Linked DNA regions of Mus musculus: region 2 is linked to region 1. Evidence: chromatin loops called from intact Hi-C (ENCODE). Cell type or tissue: left cerebral cortex. All regions are shown on one strand.

Region 1 (4,000 bases):
CTTTAGACTCCAAGCTGGGCTACAACAGACTCTAACATGTAAGTGGGTAGGACCTATCGGAGCTCAGATGGGGATGACATCATGAGTTGCCGGGCAGATTCCTCTCCACCCCCCTAACCCCCGCCCCGGTCAAGCTCTCCCAGTTTGCGCGGGTCAGGTCCCCAATGAAATCCGCCAGGCTCGTGCTCTCAACGCCCGCCAGATGCTTCCAGCACCAGAAAGAAAAGGAGCTTGTGGACGTGTAGCTAGGCTGTTTGGCTTTCGATAAACTGAGCTCAACCCCCAGGGCATCCGAACTTCCTTGTCAAATTTTTGTATAATGCTGAGTATAAGGCATACCTTCTCTGCAGCCTGGGAATGTGGGGGTCGTGTGTATTTGTGTAGAATTAGTCAAATTTAATAATAGGAGTCCACGTTGTATACTGCTCAGGGCCAGTATATATAAGATTGTTGAAAAACCCAACATGCCCAGCGTGGTGGTGCATGCCTTTTATCCCAGCACTCAGGAAGCAGAGACGGGTGGGTTTCTGTGAGTTCGAGGCTCAGCATGGTTTACAGAGTGAGTTCCGGGACCACCAGGGCTACACGGAGAAACCCTTTCCCGAAAAAGTAAACAAACAAACAAACACCAGCTCAAGAATGTAATGTAGGGCTAGGTGTGGTACATAATTTTAATCTCAGTGGTACACAACTTTAATCTCAGCACTAGGGAGATCTTTGAGTTCAAGGCCAGCCTGGTCTACATAGCAAGCTCCAGGACAGCGGGAACTACACAAAAAGACCCTGTCTCCAAAAAAAGAAAAAAAAAAGAAAGTAATGTTGAGGGGGTGGTGAGATGGCTCAAGTGAGTAAAGGTGCTTGCCAAGTATGAAGACACGAGTTTGATCCCTGGGTCCCATGGTAGAAGGAGAGAACTGAGTCTCACGCTTTTCTCTGACCTCCATAAGCATGCTGAGGCTCGAGTTCCCCTCCCCCATAAATAAATGCTTTTTTTTTTTTTTTAAAGGTTTTTCTGTATTGCCCTGGATGTCTGGGAACTCACTCTGCTTCCCAAATGCTGGAATTACAAGCATTTGCCACCACTACTAAGCATAAATGCTTTTTTTTTTAATTAGATATTTTCTTCACTTACATTTCAAATGCTATCTCCAAAGCCCCCTATATCCTTCCCCCTTCCTGCTCCCCAACCCACCCACCACAGCTTCCTGGCCCTGGCATTCCTCTGTACTGGGGCATATGATCTTTGCAATATCAAGGGGCCTCTCCTCCTATTGATGGCCAAGTAGGCCATCCTCTGCTACATATTCAACTAGAGACACAAGCTGGGGGGTGGGGGTACTGGTTAGTTCATATCGTTGTTCCACCTATAGGGTTGCAGACCCCTTTCGCTCCTTGGGTACTTTCTCTAGCTCCTTCATTAGGGGCCCTGTGTTCCATCCAATAGCTGACTGTGAGCATCCACTTCTGTTTTTGCCAGGCATTGGGCTTTTTTTTTTTTTTAAAGAATGTAAATTTGGTGGTTTGACCTTGCTTGACCCATAAGGAGTGGCACTATTAGGTGTGGCCTTGTTGGAGAAAGAGCTTCACAGTGGGGGGGGGGGGGGCGGGGGCAGGGTTTGAAGTCTCCTAGTGCTCAAGCTCTGCTCAGAGTGGAAGAGAGTCTCCTCCTGGCTTGGCTGCCTTCTGATCAAGATGTCTTGGTGTCTTCGGCCCTTCATCTGCCTGTAAGATGCCATGCTTCCCACCATGATGATAATGGACTGAACCTCTGAAATGGAAAGCCAGCCCCAATAAATGTTTGCCTTTATAAGAGTTGCCTTGGTCATGGTGTCTCTTCACAGAAAAATAAAACCCCAACTAAGACAGTAATATACCCCATCAGGCACCATGCTGCACTCCAGTAATCCCAGCACTTAGGCCGAGGTCAGCCTAGGCTACTGTGTGAGAACTTGCTGCCCTCTCCAAAGCTCAAAACAACTGGGCTGGCAAGATGAGTCAGTAGGTAAAGGTGTTGCCACAAGCCTGTGGACACCTGAGTTCCATTCCTGGAAACCTGGTAAAGGTGGAAGGAGAGAACTGAATCCATAAAAGTTGCCTACTGACCTCCACAAGGGGGCAGTGGCATGTGACAACCACTCATTGTCATCATCACCATCACCATCATCACCATCACTGTCATTATCCTCATCACCACTACTACCATCTCAACCACCACCATCATCATCACCACCACCACCATCATCATCACCACCACCACCATCATCATCACCACCATCACCACCACTACCATCATCACCACCATCATCTTTTCTAAGTGGAAACAGCAAGGGATGTGTCACAGAGCCCTTTAGAGAAAGTTGACAGTCTGCACTCTGTTCTCCAGTGCACTGAGGGGATGAAGGGTGAGAGTGGTGGAGCCTCTGCTGCAGAGCAGGGCAGCGACCTGAGGAGACCTTTATATATCCAAACACCTGTGAGTGGGAGCAGGAGGATGCCCTTTGTGGTGGAGACATGAATAGAAGAAAACTAGACTGGGAAGCCTTCCTGTCTTTCCCACAAGCATCAGTTTTGAAGATACAGCGGTCAGTTTCTCAAAGCACAAAACAAATTTCCAGCACGGAAACTTATATAAACAAGATCCCAAGTGAGTCTCAGAGCTGGGACTGGCTCAGCTCCCACTCTAATAAGGACTCAGAAGACAGAGGATGCGTCTTGCCTATACTCTCTTCTGTATTTATAAATACTCAGGACATCTTGCTTCCTTTGTGTGTTTGCTTTAAGACAGGGTCTCACTAGGTGGCCCAGGCTGTCCTGTAACTCAATGAAACTTGCCCTTTGCCTCAGAGTTCTGGGGCGAAAGGGAGTTAGATCTTTATCTGCCTCACTACACCTGGCTATAGCTTCTCTCTCTCTCTCTCTCTCTCTCTCTCTCTCTCTCTCTCTCTCTCTCTCTCTCTGTCTCTCTCTGTCTGTCTCTGTCTCTGTCTCTGTCTCTGTCTCTCTCTCTCTCACATACACACACACACATTTGGTTTTTTGTTTGTTTGTTTGTTTGTTTGTTTAGAAATGAGGTTTTTCTATGTAGCCTTGGTTGTTCTGGAACTTGCTCAGTAGATAAGTCTGGCCTCGAACACAGAACCACCTGCCTCTGCCTTCCCAGCGCGGGGATTTAAAAAGTGGCCTTCCTGTGCCACCACTGCCTGGCTCTTTTTAAAATTATCATTATTTTATGTTATGTGCGTGGGTGTTTTGATTCCATGTATGTCTGTGTGAGAGTGTTGGATCCTTTGGAACTGGAGTTACAGGCAGTCGTCAGCTGCCATGTGAGTGTTGGGAGTTGAACTTGGGTCCTCTGGAAGAACCACTCTCCTCTTAACCACTGAGCCATCTCTCCAGTCCTGCATATCTTTTAAAAATTACGTTTATTTACTTATTTAGTTGAGGTGGGGGGCACTTTTACCACGATGTACGTGTGGAAGGCAGGAATTCTCTCTTTCCACCATGTGGCGTCTGGCAGTTGAAGTCAGGTCACGAGGCTTGGCGGCAGCAAGGGCCTTTACCTGCTGAGCCACCTTGTTGCTGTCCCTACTTGCCTTTTCAATTATTTTTATTCTATTGTGACAAATAACTCTCTGTGTTAAATAGCCACTTGCCAAACAGAAAGGTGTGCTCTAGTTTTGGGGCACACACCTGGACCTGTTCATCTAAGTGGTCCTCTCACCCCACCCCTCAGAGCTGGGGGGACACAAAACAGAGCACAGGGATGAACTTAGTAAAGCACCCACATGGGACATGGGGGACTGTGGTTGTGTGGGAACGGCCAAGGGAGAAAACAGACCAGCTTTGCTTTTCATCCTTCCAATCAAAGAAGTTACCCTTCTGGATGGTTGAGGTGTTAGCTCATCTCTCATTAAGTTTACATCACAAGGAGACAAGTCAGCAGAGAGCAAGCAGCCCAATAGCCCGGAAGGTTTCAGAAGATGCTGAGAATGTTGATGGG
Region 2 (4,000 bases), 73 kb after region 1:
TACATGTGCAGAAGTGTGATATATGTGTTATACAATTCTGTTTTCTGATTCCCCCTAGATTTCTGCCTCTGTCTCTGTTTCTTAAAACCACTACACTATAGGGCATTTAAAATCGTGTATATAGTCTGGGGACTATATACAAACACCTATCTCTTAATTAGCTCTGGGAAGGTGGCCCAACCAACTATTCCCTTGGTCAGATATTTGGAAGTCTCTTCCTAGAGTGTGCCTTCCTCTGGCGTGTGATGACCAAGGTTTCTTGTCTCATTCGTCTTTGAAAGATCTACGGAGCAGCAGCTGAGCACAGTCACACGGGAGTCTGTTTTTCCTGAAAGCCCCAAGTCTCCCGATTGGTTCTTTCCTCTGACCTAGCATCAGCTTCTTTTCTTTCTCTTGGCGTCCTTCCTCCATGTAGATCTCTCTCCAGCCTGATGTCATTCTGCTTGTCCTGCCTCCACCTCATTTCTGTCTTATTGCCCCATTTCCCCAACCTGACTAATGGGATTCCAAGCACCGGGCTTAGAGGGCTCAAAGAAGAAAGGAGGAGAAAATGAGACTATGTTTACGTGTGTCCCTGGGCTGTTGGACTTCACATGCAGATGCCCTGGCCTTTATACATCCCAGAACTCCTCGGCAGAGTTTATTTATTGTCAGAACTAGTGTGTGTGTGTGTGTGTGTGTGTGTGTGTGTGTGTTTGTGTGTGTGTGTGTGTGTGTGTGTGTGTGTGTGTAAGAGAGACAGACAGATAGACAGAGAGAGTAGGCAAGTGTGTGTGAGAGTAAGAGAAAGAGTATGTGTGTGCATGTGCACAAGTGTGAGTTTGTATGTGAGTGTGTTTATGAGAATGTGAGTGTGTGAACGTTGTGGATAGTTACACAAGTCATGATGCACTGGAGAAAGTCAGAGGACAACTTTGGAGTCAAGAATCTCCTTCCACCTTTATGTAGGATCCAGAAAGTGAACTCAGGTCATCTGAGTCACTCTTATGTTCAGGGCAATATAGGTAAGAACTTAAATTGTAAGAAAAATATTTATATGAATTTGACTAGTCTGTGAAAATTCTTTGTGTGTGTTTTGAATCTGTCTGTGTAGCTAAGGGTGACCTTGAACATACAATTCCTTTGCCTTAGCCTCTAGAGTTTTGGGGTTGCATTTGAGTTAGCTAGACTTGCCTCTGTAAGAACTTTTAAATTCTATTTTTTCATTTATTTTCATTTTACCTGTTTGAGTGTTCACTTGCATGTATGTATGTAAGTGTGACAAGAAGACAGTATCAGAGCCCCTGGATCACTAGATATAGGTAATTAGTAGCCACCATGTGGATGCTGGAAACTAAACCTAGGTCTTCTGCAGATCTCTTTCTTTCTTTCTTTCTTTCTTTCTTTCTTTCTTTCTTTCTTTCTTTCTTCCTTCCTTCCTTCCTTCCTTTCTTTCTTCCTTCCTTTCTTTCTTTCTTTCTTTCTTTCTTTCTTTCTTTCTTTCTTTCTTTCTTTCTTTCTTTCTTTCTTTCTTTCTTTCTTTCTTTCTTTCTTTCTCTCTTTCTATTTTATGTATATAAGTATACTGCCCCTGTCTTCAGACACACCAGAAGAGGGCGTGAGATCCCATTACAGATGATTTCGAGCCGCCATGTGGTTGCTGGGACTTGAACTCAGGACCTCTGGAAGAGCAGCAGTCAGTGCTCTTAACCTCTGAGCTATCTCGCTGGCCGTTATTTATTTTGTTTGTTAGCTTTCCAAGGCAGGGTTTCTCTGTGTAGCCCTGGCTGTCCTGAAACTCGCTTTGTAGAGAAGGCTGGCCCTTGGCTTTAACTATATATATGTCTGCAGGTGTGTGTAGGTGCTTATGTAGGACAGGAGTGTGGAGTCCCCTGGAGCTGGAGTTACCATAGACAGTAGGCTCCCTAACATGAACTGAGCCATCGTCCAGCTCCTGTAAGAATTCCTGATGTCAGGCTAGAGACCTGAGGGAGGGAGAGGAAGATAAAATAAAAAAGAAACAACTCAGAAAACGTTTGAAGCCAATTTAAGTGATTTAACTCCACACTGAAAACTGTTGTGGGCGTGGTGCTGCAGTTGGTTGTAGGTGTTAATCTTTATCTCCCCCTGGTGGTCAGTCTATGTAAGTGCTAGCAGATGCTCATCCCTGATTCTCTGACTGTATGCAAAAAGTGTGTGTGTGTATTTATGTATGCATGTGTGAACTCTCTGAGGACTGACACAGGCTCCAGGACAAAGCTTTCTTTCCTTAACTTGCTTTTCCTTTTATTGCTGCTGACTTTTCCCTTTGGAAGGGGTCAGTAGAAGGAAAGGAAAGCAGACAGAGAGAGTCTGCATGGGACTCGCTGGTCCTGGCAAGAATGGGAACTCTGGTGTCTGGAAGCCAGGGGTCCAAGGAGGTTCTGAAATGCAGGAGACAGAGCAGAGTGTGCTGCGAGGTTGCTGGGCAGCTGAGGGCAGCGACTACTCACTCAGACACATTCCCAGACTCTCTTGAGCAAGAGAAGAAAAAGAGGTTGGAGGGAGAGGCTAGGGCAAGAGGAAGCTGCTTTGTAGCTCACATTGGAGCCTCAGGTTCCCAGCTTGCTTCTGCACCTCTCCTCTCCTTCCCTCTTCCTTTTCTCTCCTCTCCCCGTGTCTCTCCCCTCCTCTCCTCACCTCCTCTCTCCCCTAATATATAGTGCTGGCTGACCTTAAACTCCTGACTCCCCTGCCTCAGCTTCTTGGGTGCTGGGATTATAGTACCCCACCATACCTGTTTGCTGTTTTCCCTCTTTTCTTTCCTCTCCCTTATTCTCTCCCCTTCCCCACCCTTCCCCATCTGACATGCGGATAGAAACACAGAGAAAACTGTTAGCATCAGTACCAACTCCTAGAAGCCTCTTCTGTCAGCTGGCCCCAGGACCTTCTTGAGTACCTGAGCATGGAGGTGACAGGTGTCAGAGCTCCTTGTCCACCATGTGGCTGGTGTTAGAGGCACAACCTCCTCAGCTGGGATGTCTAGACCTGCCTGTTAGGACATAGCTTCCAGATCCTTGCTGAAGAGACTGGGTCCCAGGTAAGGAAAGCTTGGAACCCAAACTCCCCCAGGCCTAGCACCATGCTGCACTTTCCCTAACCACAGTTACAACAAGAAAAAATATCTGGAGAGTGGCTATGGTTGGCCCGTGCACAGAACATGGGGAAATTCTATGGACCACAGAGCTATGACAAGGCTCTTGGCTTTGGGTATAGAGAAGCTTGTCTGGTGTGCGTGTTTGTGTTGTTTGGGTTTGTTTGGTTGGTTCTTTTAACTGTTTTTACACAGGGTCTCATGTAGCTTAGTCTGGCCTCTAACTGTCCATGTAGCTGAGGCTAGCCTTGAACTACTGATCCTCCTTCCTCAGCCTCATGAGTTCTGGGATCACAGGGATCTGCCTTCACAACTAGCCGTTCGCATACATGTAAAGGCCAAGAAAAAATCCCGTCAGGGCTTAGTTACCAACTCCTCATCCAGAGGTCCATGAGCATGCAGAATGCAGATGGATGGTCCTTGATACTACTTGGAAGAAATTTTGGCCTAGCATGGCCTCCATCTGCACAGGAGAGAAAGCAAACTAATATAAAGATAACATCTCTTTGTACTAACGCTTTGCACTTAGAGAGTCATCGATTTCAGAGGTGACCGGTAGCAAAAATCTTAAAGTTCAGCTCCACCCTCATCCTTGATGCCCCTCTCCAGGCTGTGAGCGCTGCGAGTGAGCAGAACTGGGCAAGGATTAGATCCCAAAGCCCTAAGTTCAGTACGGAAGCCTGTTAGGAGCCTGCGGGGTGGCCCTGAAGTCCCCATGCTTTGTGTGTGCTGGAGGACTCATCTGAGACAGCTAGATGACCTCAAGCTCAATTTGTCCTCGTGTAATCTCAGGCTTACTCTGCAACACCAGGGCCCACACTGGTCTGTCAGGTCTCTCACTCCAGGGGTGTGGCCAACAGCTGCTCCTCCTCTCAGTCCTACAGAGGT

Evidence for each region. Peaks named below come from ENCODE experiments on the same cell type or tissue, not always from the same donor. Only the 100,000 strongest peaks of a DNase experiment are listed, where the experiment ranks them.
Region 2: a loop joins it to region 1, with 3 times the contacts of the local background. A loop is called at or near these places in 9 of 42 quality-filtered maps.

What each region holds. Positions count from the first base shown.
Region 1 is chr11:98,678,336-98,682,335 of GRCm38, reverse strand. No RefSeq gene overlaps it. Among named protein-coding and RNA genes, the nearest start is that of Psmd3, 2.2 kb to the left of the region's middle. In left cerebral cortex, a CTCF peak has its summit at 2,105 (motif pointing right); no DNase peak of the experiment used is centred here; H3K4me3 peaks cover 561 bases; H3K27ac peaks cover 381 bases.
Region 2 is chr11:98,605,037-98,609,036 of GRCm38, reverse strand. No RefSeq gene overlaps it. Among named protein-coding and RNA genes, the nearest start is that of Lrrc3c, 8.7 kb to the right of the region's middle. In left cerebral cortex, a CTCF peak has its summit at 2,120 (motif pointing left); a DNase peak (open chromatin) is centred at 2,099.